Regions from separate parts of the Homo sapiens genome. Here region 2 is linked to region 1. The links are chromatin loops, found by intact Hi-C in ENCODE. Cell type or tissue: natural killer cell. All regions are shown on one strand.

Region 1 (8,000 bases):
GACAGGGTCTCCCTCTGCTGCCCAGGGGGAGTACAGTGTCACAATCATAGATCACTGCAGCCTTCAACTCCTGGACTCAAGTGATCCTCCTGCCTCAGCCTCCCAAGTAGCTGGGACTACAGGCACGGGCCACAATGCCTAGCTGATTTTTTTTTATTTTTAGTAGAGATGGGGTCCTGCTATGTTGCCCAGGCTGCTCTCAAACTTCTGAGCTCAAGCACTCCTCCTGCCTCAGTATCCCAAAGTGCTGGGATTATAGGCAAGAGCCACTGCACCCAGCTACAAATTTATTGTATTTATTATTTCTTAAGCACACATATGTGCTGGCCACTGTGCTGAGGTTACAGAGAAGATTAAGAGAGTCTCTACCCTTGTGGTGCTTGGAGTCCAGAGAAGTCAGTGGATATGAGCAGTATGATGAATGCTGTGATGGGAACGTGTACAGGATAAGATGGGAAAACGTCACTGAGGCCCTACCCCAATGGTGCAGTAAAGGAAGGGACTGAGAAAGACCCTCTAAAGCCCTGACTCCTGGCATCGTGTAAAATAAGTGGGAGTAAGCAGGTGAAGAAGGCAAACAAGAAGGACATTCCCGAGGAAGGATAAGCCTGGGCAAGATTCCGGAGGTGGAACACAGAACGGTGTGCAGCAGGAACAAGCTACGCTTCTGGTTCTGGCTTTAGGACTTCAAGCCCATGGAAGAGATATTTTTAGTCAAGTGAGTATTGTCAGGGTATTTAGTCAACCCTCCTAAAGCAACAACTTCCTTTTTTTGAGAAGGAGACCAACCCTAACTTCAGGATTTCCCTTCCACTCACAAAGACTCCTCCAAAGTAGTTTCTTCCTCCGCTTTTGAATCCAATGTACCTAGACACCCTTCCCTAACGTAAGTAAGTCCATCCAGCCCATCAGATTTAATTGCTTCATATAATTCTTTGTACTTATTTTTATATATAGTTCTCAATTATTACCTTGTCTCCCCCACAACACCTTGGGACAAGACTCTTGAATACTGTTTCTTTCTCTTCCACCTTTCAGAACATTTTAGATATTGATAATTTGCCATGTGACTTTGCATCTTCATAAAAAATATTGATAATTTGCCATGTGACTTTGCATCTTCATAAACAGAAGTAGAAAAATATTTTTTCATGATTGTTTCTCCAACAATACTTTCAAGATAGAGATAATAGCAAAACAATTCACCACAGGAGTTAAGTGTCCAAAGTTGTTAGATACAAAATAACAATAAAAGTGGAGAACTTTGAATGCCTATAATGGATGGTTCTGTACTCACTATCTCACTTAATCTTCACAACTATGTCAGATGGCATCAGTAGTATGGCCCCTATTTTATAGATGAGAAAACTGAGTCTCAGAGAGATTCATTTGCCCTTCTCAGGAAAGTTAAGGAAAGCTTCCCTACAGAAGACCCATGAGAGCCCAAAGTGACTAGGCTTTAGCCATGAGAAGAAAGGGAAAGACTCTCTGAGGTAACAGGCAGGGCCAGAGCTCAAACCTATATTCATCTGACTCGAAAATTTCCAGGCTAAATATTTTTAAGTCCATGCATTCAAAAAAATACAATTTAAAACACACACAGCTATCATTGGTCACTTCTGAAGAAGGCTGCAAAATAGGCTGAAACTGGAAATGAGGGGTTAAATCCAGTATTTAGCCTGGGTTTTACATACAGATAATATAATGAACATATATTTCCTCAGTGTAATCAAACAGGAAAAGTTTCTTCTAGAAATATTACAACTACTAGATTAAAAGGAATTATATTCATAGAATGAATATATTGTATTGCAGCCTCTAATGAATTAAGGGATCTGGACAATGATTAATAATGGCTACTGATACCACAAAAAAGAGACTATCAAGCATTGTTTGTCTCCTAATAGAATACATGACACATGTATGAAATATATTTGCCAAAAAAAACTCATTGAATCTAATCATACATTTAGATATCAATTTACAGGAAATAGAAAAGACTGAGGAACATATCAAAAGATAACACAGAAATTTAATCATCAAAATCAGAAAATTCACAGGAAAAAATGGCCTAGTTTCTTCACAAGAAAGAAAGAAAGAAAGAAAGAAAGAAAGAAAGAAAGAAAGAAAGAAAGAAAGATGGAAGGAAACCTGTAGAGTAAAAGAGACTTAAGACACATATTCCCCAATAGCTTTCTATGGACCTTATTAGGATCGAGATTCAGACAAATTTTTAAAAAAATATGTATATGAGGCAATTGGAGAAATTTAAACATTGACTTGCTAGTGAATACAATTAAAAATTTTTTGTTAATTTTTAGATGTTTTAACATTATTGCATTTGCCTTTTAAATTAAAAAGGCCCTTAATTTTAGAAATACCTTTGGAAATATTTGCAGATGAAATTGAACAAGATTTGTCTCAAAAGAATTTTGTTAAAACAAGATTAAATGAAGATACAGGTTAGACTAGATTGGCCATGAATTGATGGTTGACTCTTGATAGGAATGTAGAGATCCATCATACACTTCACTCTATTTTGGTATATTTTTGAAATATATATATAAATTTCAATAATAAATTCGAAAAAATTTATTACTAATATAATAGCAGTAAGTCTTTTAAACCACTTCCTTTCCCTGGCTCCTCTCGGCCTCCTCAGCTGTGGACTCTTGACCCTTTGTTAAGCCTAGCGTTCTCTTTTAAAGGCTCAATAGAAAATCAACCATCCAAGGATATCCTTCACCAGGAAAAAGGGATCATCTGAGCTCTGGGACTGCCCTTGCTTTGATTATCATCCCCTCTCTTTCTGGACAAGGTAGTTCCTAACCAAAATGTAGTTCGGCTGACTCTGAAATATGCTGGCAGAAGGCATATATTTCAATTCTGCCCTTAGGCAGCCTAAAAAGTGCACACCCTGCAAAACGATTAAGATCACTCCCTGTCACACTCCTTCCTCATTTTTCAACTTCACTTTTTATCATCCTGCATTTTGACATCAGGGACATTTACAATGATCAGCAAGGACACAGACATTCTCCATGGTAACTGTAAGTTTACTTGTTTATTTAGAAAAGTCCAGAGTCAATGGCATGCAAACTCAAACAGGGCCTTAGAGAGCACTAAGTTCAGTTCCCTCACTTCCCAGGGGTGGTAAGTTAGGCTCCAAAAGGTAAGGGGCTTGCCCAAAACACATACAAAAAGGAAGTGCCTGACCCGGGCACTCTAAAATCACAAACACAGCTTTCCTCTCCAATCTCTATACTCAAGAACAGAGGAGGACTCAGAACTATAATTGTGTGACTCACATCAGTCAGTGTCTCTGAAATATACAATCCTAAGCAATGTAGTTAAGCCTCCTAAGTCCACCTCCTCTCCCCTACCTGGGGAGATCAGCATTAATGATGAGCTGAGGTAAAAGAGCTTAGAGGCTTGAAGGGGCCACAAAGGGATTTGCAGTGCAGGGAGGGCCACATTCCTGAACTTTCTCCTCTCCTGGAAGGTGCCTGGTGTGCTTCGAACCTACAATGTCCATCGCTTCTTTTCCTTTGACCTTCTCTTAGTTCTTGCACAGTTTTCTTAACTTTATTCATAGTTTTAAAGAGTCTCGGGGTGTGGGGGGGTTACTAGCTCATATTTTAAACCCTCTCTTCCTACAACTTGACACTAAACAGATACAAAGATGAATAAAATTACCATCCTTAATTAGTGCTTTTGCCTCAGTCATTCCTAAGCTGAAGCCATTGGCTGACCACTAAAAATAATGTTTAAACAAGGTCTTCTGTGTTAATTTCCCATAAATGTATTTTAAAATGCTCCCATCCCATTCTATAAGTTTTATGGTTTTCAAAGAAAGCCATGTCCAAGAACAATAAGTCAGTTGCCCAAGGTCTCAGAGGTGTTGGGAACATAACCAAGAGCTAGCCCAGGGTCTAGCTGACCCCAAAGCCCATGCCTTCCAAGCAGCACAAGAGAGAGGAAGGCACCATCTAGGTGTCTTTCTTAGCTCCGAGGGAATAAAAGTCTTCCCAGGAAGGGACCAGCAGGACCTGAAGGCTGTTCTTTAAGTCCCCTTCAGGATCCCACGGTGAAAAGGTCAAAATACGTTCTGTGCTTTTCACAGATAGAGTTGTAAAATGGCTGTGGGAGAACAGCCTCGGAGTGAACCTGACATTGGGTGTGTGCAAGCGGTTCATGACTCTGCGGTTGAGTGTACATGAGTCACCCAGAACACCGCGAGGCTCCAACATAAACCATGTCCTCAGGCCTCACCCTCAGCCCCTGCCACAAGCTTATTCACACATGATGTGCTAGCCTGGCACCCAAAACCCCCAAATCATCCATGAGTCACAGCTCATTACGTGGAACACTGCAGGCTTGCTACCCTGATGTTGGGCCATGATTTGCTTAATTGAACCAAGAAAAGGAGCGTGGGAAGTGAGGGAGCCAAGCTGTTACCTATGCATTAAAGAATATGAAGCAGGACCAAAGGCACCACGAAGAAAACATTCCAAGTTTAGCGCTCTCTCAAGGAGTTCAAGAGCTTCAGAGCCAGACTGCTGAATTTTAAGCCCAGCTCGGCCCCTTAGCATCTGTATGATCTGGGGCATGTGATTTCTGCCTCAGCTTCCTCATCAGTGAAATGCAAGTAAAAGAGCATCTACCATACAGGGCTTACCCCTGTTAAAACAGTAACACCTAAAATGTGTATATAAATAAAGGCAGGTTGAGTATCCCTTATCCAAAATGCTTAGAACCAGAAGAGTTTCAGATTTTGGACCTTTTTTTTTTTTCCTTTATTGCATTATGCTGGTTCAGCATCCCTAATCCAAAAATTGAAAATCTGAAATGTTTCAATGAGCATTTCCTTTCAGTGTCCTATCAGTGCTCAAAAGTTTCAGAATCTGGAGCATTTCAGATTTCAGACATTCAAATTAGGGATACTCAATTGTACTACTATTAGTATGCCATCAGAATACTTTTACTTAAAACCTTCTATGTCATTGGTATATAAACCATGAAGTTGAACTCATCAACTCATTGCAACAAAGATGATCATGGAACTGTAATTGGAGAGCTTTGTTTATAACAAGCTTGCTCAATGATTGATATCTGGAGATGGAAAACAAAATAAGTGGGAAACTGGTAAACAATATAAACTTTAATATTATCTTCAGGGAGTTTAAAATTATAATCTTTAATAAGTGATCTTTTCATATCATTCTAACTTAGAACTATGTCTAGGTATCTTTTCTTTAACATTTAGGTACATGAGCTTATTTATCTTCTTGCTAAAGTTCAAAATCTAATTTCTAACACAGGTTACTTGCTGTAATAAACTCTACAAGCTTTAAAATGACAGGTTGAAAGATACGATTTTTTAGAGTTATGAATTAATAGCTATATATGTCAAAGACTTTGAAAGGGCCAACTTTTTCATATTTATAGATATATTATTGAAATGATAAAAAGTGAACTGTGGAAAGAGGAAAGAACTGAGAACCACATATAATGAATCAAACATACTTAACAAGACATGTACAGACACTTTGGTGTGCATCTCTTTTATTACGTTACATTAATCAAATACTGTTAAAGACATCCATCTGAGCAAAGTGTCATGATGATATTCTATAAAAACATTCTTTTGAAAAGAGTCTGTCCTGACAGCCATATCAACTATATTGTTTTAAGTGATTGTCAGACCCACACTTCTCAGAAATTAAGACAATTTATGTATGTGCCTCTTGAGTTCTCTCAGCCCCACTGAGGCTAGCTTTTTAAAAGAAAATAATGTACTTGGAGAAAATGCACAAAATCTGACTAAGGAGTCATAAGACTCTGGGTGCAAATAATTGAAAAAAATATTTTAGAAGCATAATATCAATTCATCTAGTTTTAAAGTTTTCACAAATTATAATAGGGAATTCTGCTTATTTCACAAAATAATTATCTGACCTTAAGAGGATTTTTCCTAACATCACATAAACCTGATGGCTTTACACAGTGATGATGAGCTATTATTTCATTTTCATCCTGATAAACTACATAAGAATTGCAATTTTTATATGCAATTATTCATAATGTATGTTTGGATTTCCCTGTTTAAATTCTATTAGAGTCCTACTTTATGAAAAATCTATCATTTAATATTCTATTTAATACTGAGATGAACATACATAAAAGCAAACAGATGAAGAAGATGAGTAATATCTCAGGATCTGTAGCCATCAGACTATGAGCAAATCATAATATATTATTATAAGTCCCTTCTGTTACAGTCAGATATTTCAGAAAAATAACAATAATGTATTAAAAACGGAACTTCTCTGGTCTTTAAATAGCACAAGTAATTCAACTGATAAATCTAGATAATACTTATAGCTCTCTATACCTATGGTTTGGTTTTGCCTTTTCTAAATTAAACTGGATTTTCAAACTATTTAGGTGCCACATTCATTTTACCCTGAGAAAAGATATGTCAAAGAACTTTATGGCTAGAAGTTTGTCTTAATTAGCATACAACTGAACAATCAAAGTCTAAAAACTGAAAGCCAGCAGCTGAATGTAACACTGATTTTAATATCCTTATTTTTAGAGAGAATTTATTATAAGAAATTGATGGCAGGTAGAAAGAGGATAAAGGTGTCCATACACTGCTTAATCATCTATACATAAAATTTATTTGGAAAGAAGGACAAATTTGGCCAGTTGCACCTTTGCCTTCATATAGATTCAATTTTCTCTGTCAGTTTGAGAGAACAGTTTTTGATTTTTCTACTACCTGCCTTCTGTGGTGGGGGAGGAGGGTTGAGGTGAGCCAACTAAGGAAAAACAAACAATTATGGACTGGGCATGGTGGCTCACACCTGTAATCCCAGCACTTTGGGAGGCTGAGGTGGGCAGATCACCTGAGGTCAGAAGTTCGAGACCAGTCTGACCAACATGGCAAAACCCCATCTCTACTAAAAATACAAAAATTAGCCGGGCATGGTGGCGAGCGCCTGTAATCCCAGCTACTTAGGAAGCTGAGGCAGGAGAATCGCTTGAACCTGGGAGGCGGAGGTTGCAATGAGCCAAGATCGCACCATTGCACTCCAGCCTGGATGACAAGAGTGAAACTCCGTCTCAAAAAAAGAAAAAAGAAAAAAAAAAAACTTTTCAGTTTGATGTAATGTAACTAGAAACCTCTCCTCTAAAATTGCTGTAATTGCATAGAAAGAAAATCTAAAGTGTAGCCATAATTATTTTTTAGAATGCTTTGAAGCCACCTTAGAAATTTGGCCCTCTTACTGGAAGACATCTATTCTTTTTGTTCCAGTCCTTGGCACATGCAGAATGACCAACCTCACTTATTGCTGCCACTCCCATACAAACCTAAGAAATTTCCTTTATGCATGACTAACCCCTACTAACCTTCATCTGCTAAATGATTTCTTATCTGTATGTGAAAAAATAATAACCTGATTATTTAAAAAATTACTCTCATCATTTTGTCCAATAGACCAAGCCCAAAAATCAGAGGATGGCAAAGTTTTCCCTTCAGATTTTACATTGAGGAGCTAGATTTATTTTTCTCTATTTAAATTTTGAACATTTTTTTAAAAACTTATCGTCTAGTTGTGTTAGTGTTCCAGATGTCAAAATACGATTTTATTTGACGCTGTTTAAACTGAAAATGAGCTTTACAAAGAAGGCTTACTAACATTTCAAATAATTCTGGAAAAGCATAGGAGGGTTTGAATTCACATAAACATAAAATGTATTTATGATTTGGATTTTAACCAATGTAAAGTATGTATCTGAGTATTGAGTCCCATGACTGCAATCTATTCTTCTGTGTTATATGGAAGATGAATAAAAGACATAACTTAAGCATTTTTCTCTAATTCTGGTCACAGACCTACAAGATGGGTACATTGCTCTTATTTTACCAGTGAGGAAATGGAGGTTTAGTTGGATGGAGTGTCTTGCCCAAGGTCACAGTGGTAGTAAGTAGG
Region 2 (8,000 bases), 61 kb after region 1:
AGAGGCACCGCAGAGGCCTCAAAATGCCTATGGTACTTCACATAAGACCAGAATATAACACATTTCTATTAAGGTTGACCCAATTTAATCTTCAGTAACTGGCTGTTTGTAGTATTCCAACTAAAATAAAACATTTGAAACTCTTGGCTCAAATAATTTTAGCTGTTAGGAGAAAATATGTGGTAGGTATTTTATTCCTTAAGATGGGTTAGGTCAGCATGGAACCGGTAGTTTGTATTTGGCCAGGTAGGGTAATGCGCATTAGGGGACAGAAAAATAAGAATGAGTGCAACCTGGGTTGCTGCTCAAGTTCTATATAGGAGAAGCCTCTTTTCTTCCAGAGAAGAGTGCGGCGCTGACACCTAGGTAACTTTCTAGATGCTTTCCATGTCTTTGGTTTGGAGCCCCACAGCAGATACTTGGAAACTACAATTGCAAGAACTCTGGTTACTTTGTGTAGCAGAAGGACATTTAATTTAAAAAAAAAAAAGAAAAGAAAAGAAAAGAAAAAGAAAAAAGAAAGTCAAATAACCTAATAAGTCATTATTATTTACAGGCCAACTGAGCAGCTACCCAATGTTCATCATGATCCTCAGATGAAGTCTGTCTCCATAGACAGATCTACACAATCTATGACAAGATTTTTCTGGCAGTTCTGAGAATACCACTCACGTCTCACCTTTCCCAAGAGTAGATCTGCTATGGTGAATGGGTCATCATTTCTGTAAAGTTCTATCTAACTTCCTATGAAGTTCCATCTTCAGCTGCACCTTCCAGCGGTTTATCTCTAAAAAATGGTGCATCACCCTGGGGAGAATCACCTAAAGAGACATGTTTCCTATATTGGCAATTTAATCCCCTCTAAATTTCTGTTTTTATCTCCTCCAAGTAATGGCACACCTCTCTTTATTCTTTTTTTTTTTTTTCTGAGATGGAGTGTCGCTCTGTTGCCCAGGCTGGAGTGCAGTGGTGTAATTTCAGCTCACTGCAACCTCCACCTCCCGGGTTCAAGCTATTCTCCTGCCTCAGCCTCTTGATTAACTGGGACTACAGGCACCCGCCACCACACCCAGCTAATTTTTTGTATTTTTAGTAGAGATGGGGCTTCACTGTGTTAGCCAGGATGGTCTCAATCTCCTGACCTCGTGATCCGCCTGCCTTGGCCTCCCAAAGTGCTGGGATTACAGGCGTGAGCCACCGCGGCCGGCTTCTTTATTCTTAAATATGTTAATCTTGACTAGAACTCTATCCATGAACCCACGACCCAGTTAGGCAGGGTACTTGATGCCACATGGTTCTTCTGATGGTCTCTAGAAGACTATGGAATATTTCTCCTGCAGTAGAAAATTCCAGCTGTCTTGAACCACAAGGCTAGCTTAGTGAACTTTGCCTCATTCTCCTAATTGACTGGGATTCACAATACAACATAAGAACATAGACACATGAGAAATACGAAATTTCTGATAATAACCATAGGTTGCCTAGAAAAATCAAGAATGTTACATTTGACACTGAACAGCACATGTTTCTAGTCTGTCCAGATATAACAGTATTATATCTGTTATATCTGATAACAGTATTATATCTGTTATATCTGATAACAGTATTATATCTGTTATATCTGATAACAGAAAGGGAAAAATATAAATATAGAGCTTATTTGTCAAGAATTTTGCCCATGAACATAATTGATAGGCAGCAAAGCATTAATAATCAGGGAGAACAGAGCTAAGAGAATGTTGGCGTTGTCTTCATTTCTGTTAATGCTTTTTTCAGATAAGCGAAATCTGATTGTTTTTATAATGTTTATAGCTATCATTAGGTGCATATTATATGTCAGGAAGTTAACATGTTTTTTACTTAATTGACACAATTGCCCTCCCTTATCCCCATTTTATGTGCAAGGAAATCAAGGTTCAGAAGAATAAAGTAACCTGTCCGCTGCCAAAAATCTTGTAAGTGGGAAAGCCTGGGTTCAGCTGAGGTCCAGACTCTAATGCCCATGCACTGTAGCTTACAAATGAAGGCAGTGAAGAGGGAAAGGCAGGGTTGTAGGAAAGAGGCTACCACTGCATGAGTAAACAAAATCTCAAAAGAGGCTGAAAAATTGGACTCAAAACACAAGCACAGAAAGAAAGATATGCCTTAAAAGGTGGAAATGTACTTCCCAGAGACAGAAGGAAAAACTACATTAAAAATTAAATAGCTGGGTGTGGTGGCATGCACCTGTGGTCCCAGCCACTTGGGAGGCTTAGGCAGGAAGATCGCTTGAGGCCTGGTATTTGAGACTGTAGTACACTAAGATCATTCCTGTGAATAGCCACTGCACTCCACCCTGGGCAACATAGCAAGACTCCATCAATAAAGAAAAGGAAGGAAGGGAGGGAGGGAGGAAAGGAAGGAAGGAGAGAAAAAGAAAGAAAGAAAAAAAGGAAAAAGAAAGAAGGAAAGAAAGATTAAATGGTTTTATATTTAAAAGTGACATTACAACTAAAATAATATTGGATGATCACCTAGAAGGTTGAAGTTTGCAGAGGTCTTTAAAGCTACTTACCTACATTGGACAGTATGCTAAAATTTTGCTAAAGAGTAGAATTTATTGCAACAGGTCTGTCTTGGACTTTAGCCAGCCACTTAGTTACTGATCTTATAATTAGTTGCACTCACTTTCCAGACAGCCCCACAGTGCAAGCCAGAAGCTCTGAGGACAGCATTCCTAAATCTATATAATACAGTCTTACAAGGTAATAATAATAGTAGCCACAATATGGTAAATGACAAGAGCTTTAGACAGAGAATCGAGTCCTAAATTCTAGCTGTAGATTTACTAACTAATCTTGTGAGCCTTAGAAATGCACTTAACTTCTTTGTGACCCATATTTCTAGTCTGTGTAGTAGGAATTCATTTACTCAACAAATATTCATTGAGTGCCTCTGATGTTGCACTCTATACTCAGTGTATCCACTCTCCTGGAACTGATATCCTACTAAGAGGTAGCAAAGCCAGAAAATCACAAAGGAAGCAAATCCACAAACAAAGTTTCAGAAAGTGATATGTAGAAAATAACACAGGAAAATGTGAGAGAATATGCAGCAAGGAGGTGCATTTTAAGCTTTTACCATATCAAGGTGAGAGATGATGGCTGGCTCTTGAAAATGAATTGGATAGATTCAAGATAGCAAGAAGATAAGATTGACTGATGACTAGATAGAGGGTGGTGAAGGTCATAAGAATCAAGCAGGAGTCCTGGGAGTTTTTCTTTTCAACAACTGTGTAGATGAGGGTGGCATTTCCTGACCTGATGAAAAATGCTAAAGAATGAGCCTGAGAGTCAGTAAACAAGAGTTCTGTTCGTTGGTTTTTAGATATTGCCCTACATAATCTCTGAGGTTGATTCCACTTGAAGAAACATTCCATGACTCTAGATTGTGACCACATAGGCATTTTGAGAGGTGAAATATGGTGTGAATTAAATTACATTCATGTCAATGAGTACCTGAAGCAGGATAGAAATGGTGGTCAAGAGGACCCAAGACATGTAAAAACTGTGTGAGTCCAGTTGGTAAAATTTATAAATGCAGTTGTCTAATTCACTGAATATAAAGATCAAGAGTAATAGTACAAAGAAGAAGGTTGTTGGTCTAGAGTGAAAGTCGTTGGAGACTAGCAATGGTGGTCTGGAGATCCATACATGATATGCAGATCATGGCATATACATCTATCTGGAAGACAGCATGGCAAAGCAAGAATGACAGGAACTACTCTCCGACACTCATTTGAGCAAGCGATCTTGCCTCTGACTCTTTATTCTCAAAGAATAAATGAGTTAGGAGACTAGAGGAGTATGCCTGGGTGGGTTTAGTGTGAAACCTGCCATTTTATTCGTGAGGGCTGGACTTATCACCTCATAAGTGTGAAAACAGGTGTGAAAAACCCCTCCTCATCCTCATTACTTCCAGTAAATGAATTCTTTTTTAAAAGCCTTCACTCACACAGTAAATGATTCTAAATATCTCGTAGTCGTTATTCCCCTGCCTATTCCTCACCTTCTTCAAAAGAACAGTCTAAAACTCTTGTGATCAGGAATGTGGTGTCACGATAAGTTTAGGGAAATATGGGGTTAATTGCTATGGAACACATTTTGATTTCACTTTTCTACAAGTGACTACACTCAAAAATACTCATTTTCCAGCATCTGCTTCATAGGAAGATGCTCCTGAAATGTTGTTAGGCAGGGTGGGGGACATGGCTGCCCCCTAAAAAGGAACCACATTGCTGGCATCATGGCCACTGGCATAGGACAGAGGACTACCTGTTACTGTTCCCATTTACAACCAGAACCAGACACAACCAAGGATCACTCAAAGTGTTACAAGTGAAAGCATTTCGTAAATTGTAGTGTAATCTGCAAACATAAGAAGTGATTATTATGTTCTTATTCAATCATGTAGAAATGGATGTTGGTTATAAGTGGGGAGAATTCCTACAGCTTTTTCATTCCTTAAGGCTGGATCACAAATGTACCATCACAACCAAAGCTAGTTTTAAACAATCTAAGCAATTACTGTTGCTGAGAAGAATGACGATTTGACATGTGTAGCGTCAATTTGACCATAATAGTTTCACTTCAGCACTAGGTATTTGACATTCATTAGTGCTGAAAAAAGTAAAGCGCGGTTTTATCACACCTTTTTACATTTGGTAAGTGATAGGTCCCACCCAATTAAAGTTCCATTTTATTTTAAATGATAGATTTTACCAAAAACACCTCACCTAAACCCCATCTCATCTATTTATGTCAAATTCTAACCTCCTCTTAAAAGTACAGAAGCAGATATATCCACTAAAATTGTTCCCTGCCATACTTGGCTTTGCAATACACTTATCTAATAAATTTTATACCCTTCTTTCCTACCCACAGAAAATATTGGCTTTGCTATTTGTTTTCCTCTCCTCCTAATACCATCCATTCTCTGGTTCTATTATTTCTAAGTTCATGTACTTACAGGTCTCCATTATGACAAGAAAATATATTATTCGGTCCTTTAATCCTTCCATCCTTAGTCATGTTTTAAAAATACTTCCTTCTCCTCCTCCCTCTGTCAGTAAAGTGAGAATATAAAAAAGACACACAGTACATACAACATATTTATAATGTAAAAACAATATTTAGCATAATTGGCTTTGTTTTAACTAATGTGCAGAGCATCTCTAAATGCATGTCCTCCTTTATGGGTTGCCGCTTTCACATGATTTTCCTTTGATGTGAGATTTTAAAGGCTAAGGACCCATTCTCCATTAAGCCTTTGGCGCTGGAATTCTCCCATCTAGGAAGCCGCTGTGTTGATGGCCCAATCATTGACTTTAGTATGTTGAGGAACCTTTTTACATACAGCTAATCATGTGCATTTTTAAGTCTTAATTTACAAATGCATCCAGATACATTGACATAAGGCCGATGCACACCATCCTGCCTCCCTGTCTACATCACTAATTTGACAGCATGAAAGTGTTAATGCTAATTTTATTTTGAATTTCCTAATTAAACATTTCTTTTATCCTGGACAGAAAGATTTATCATAGATTATTAGCAAATTACTCATCTTCTACTATTAGAAATAGTTTTAATGAGACCATACCTACTGGGAGGAAATAAGCAACTCATACCCACTCCAAGCACATGCAAATTGTTGCCATGTTTTCCAACTCGCAACTTCTAGAAGTCAAGTCTATACCAAGCCTAAAAAAGAAAAGCCCGCCGAATGCAGTGATCACGACATTCACATTAACAAGCATTCTAAATTCACTGTCTTCCAGGTCAGAGTTAACATAGTAATTTCCACTCAAAGGACACTGGTCATCAAATCCAACATCCTTTTATTTTATTCAAAATAAAAGGACAAAAATGAGATATAAACACAACTTAGAAAGTCTATGAGTTCATTTAAGAAGTGCTATTTAAGCTGTAAAGGATTTCCTGTCATTCTGGTTTTAAATAATTTTATAATATTCTTTTGTTCTTGGGTTACTCTATATCCAAATAATCATGTATGTAAATGACTCAATACAACAGTAGATGCCCTGACAATGTAAACATTATTGTTTATCCAGAAGCATTATATGTTCATGCAAAAAAAAAAAGTGGCATTAAAAGCTTGTGGTCAGATCAAAAAACCACAACTGTAATTGTTTATTTATATAACTTACCATTACTCTGTAGTGTAAGTTTACATTTTTTAAAAATTTCTAAACGCTGAGTTAGTCTTAGAAGAGTGAAAAATGCATGGTTCGCCTAAATGATTAAAGACAAACAACTTAGGTCTATGCATGCAGCAAAATGCTTTAATATGGAAATTATTCATTTTGCCCAGGCTTATAGTTTTCATTTTTATGCTGCCCTTGAAACTCCATGATAACAGGGCCATTCAGTGGAATTTCTGCATTTTTCTCTTCAGTTCAGGGCAGCTGGTTTCTTTCCTCTCGAAGCAGAAAGCTAAAGTATATTTATCACTCTAACAGTGACTCAAAACAAACAGGAAGTCTTCATCAGCCGGCTCCTGGGCATAGCTGATATTAGGTACTGGCAGAAAGGAAACAGAGACCTCATTCTCTGAGAGTCCGACAGAATGTACATGCAGATGCAGGCGATAACAAAGTTAGGGATGCTCCCAATGACCACCATGTTCTCCCAGGATTAAGTGCTCTTTGCAAGGCTCGCCAGCTTTCAGAGTCTGTGAAAATTCCTCAGGAGTTTTCCTTTCCATTGCAGTGTGAAAGAGAAGTTTGAACTGGATACCACGAGCCTTACAATCCTTGTGAACCTATGCGCCAAAGGAAACCTGGGAGGGAGCTATTCTGGGAGATTTGGCTTTGATCTGGTTGCTAGGAAAAAGCCCTGCTTTTGTCTGGAAGTATTCTGAATGGCTCCTTCAGTCAGAATGAGGCCTGCAGGTCACTGTCTGAATTAAGTGAAGAGGATTTTTTTTAACACTAAAAATGAAGTTGTCGCTGTATGCCATAATAAAGCTGGAGAGAGTAGATCGTGCTGCTGAGCAATGGTAACGGCTCTTTGCTACAACCTAAACTCCAAGGTATACTGTGAAAATCACTGAAGCGTGCTTGCAGATCAAATATATGCAAATATTGCTCAGTGGCACATATGTTCCTAGAGACCTTTGCCTTCACCTCCTTTTCAAATGAAACCTGTTTCAGATTCAAAGCCCACTTTGTTTTTATTAATACAAATGTTCACTATCAAACCATTTTTTTATCCTTACTAATAGAGAGGTTATACAACTCACACCTAACTTTTTTCAGCCAAACCAAACTCCAAATGGATTGCACTGCAAACTACTGATACTAATGCAAAAGTATTAGGCAATACACTTTGGGGGGTCCTTTCAATATTTTCTTTTTTATTTGTCAGCTAATCTCTTTGTTTATGGTAATGTATGTACCTTTGTATAAGGACTTTACAGCCATTATCTAATCTTCACAGATCCTGGTGAGGTAGAAAGGGAGCAAATCTTATCTCCGTTCTACAGATGAGGAAACAGAGATGAAGGAAGGTTGAGTAACAAGCTCACATTTTAAGTGGTGCATTCTGTCCAGATGAAAAAAACAAAAAAAAAAGACAGTATGGCACGGGCTTTGTTTTTCCAGGAGTGAGGCTAGATTTTCACCTACCACCCATCTGTTCACCAGTCCCCTTAATGACCGGCATTTCCCAGTGACTGCACACTTTCCACACAATCTGTTGAGAAAACACGCAGCAAACTGACCCACATGAGGATCAAACCCTTGACCTTGGCACCACTGGCATCAGATGCTTGTGAACTGAGCCACAGACTGAAAGCCTAATTGCCCCCAAGTAGAATGGGATCAATTCCTCCCCTTCTCAATCATTCTGGAAAAGAAAAGAAGGGCTAATTGTTATGAATTTATCTAGTCTTGTTCTTCCTCAAGCTTGAAATGTATTTTACATTCCAAGCAAATCCTA

The links. A loop is a pair of places that touch in the nucleus more often than their neighbours do. Peaks named below come from ENCODE experiments on the same cell type or tissue, not always from the same donor. Only the 100,000 strongest peaks of a DNase experiment are listed, where the experiment ranks them.
Region 2: a loop joins it to region 1, with 7 times the contacts of the local background. A loop is called at or near these places in 4 of 110 quality-filtered maps.

What each region holds. Positions count from the first base shown.
Region 1 is chr2:144,656,164-144,664,163 of GRCh38, reverse strand. No RefSeq gene overlaps it. Among named protein-coding and RNA genes, the nearest start is that of TEX41, 7.8 kb to the left of the region's middle. In natural killer cell, no CTCF peak of the experiment used is centred here; a DNase peak (open chromatin) is centred at 4,263; H3K27ac peaks cover 2,326 bases.
Region 2 is chr2:144,594,982-144,602,981 of GRCh38, reverse strand. No RefSeq gene overlaps it. Among named protein-coding and RNA genes, the nearest start is that of TEX41, 69 kb to the left of the region's middle. In natural killer cell, no CTCF peak of the experiment used is centred here; DNase peaks (open chromatin) are centred at 4,611 and 6,551; H3K4me3 peaks cover 862 bases; H3K27ac peaks cover 5,426 bases.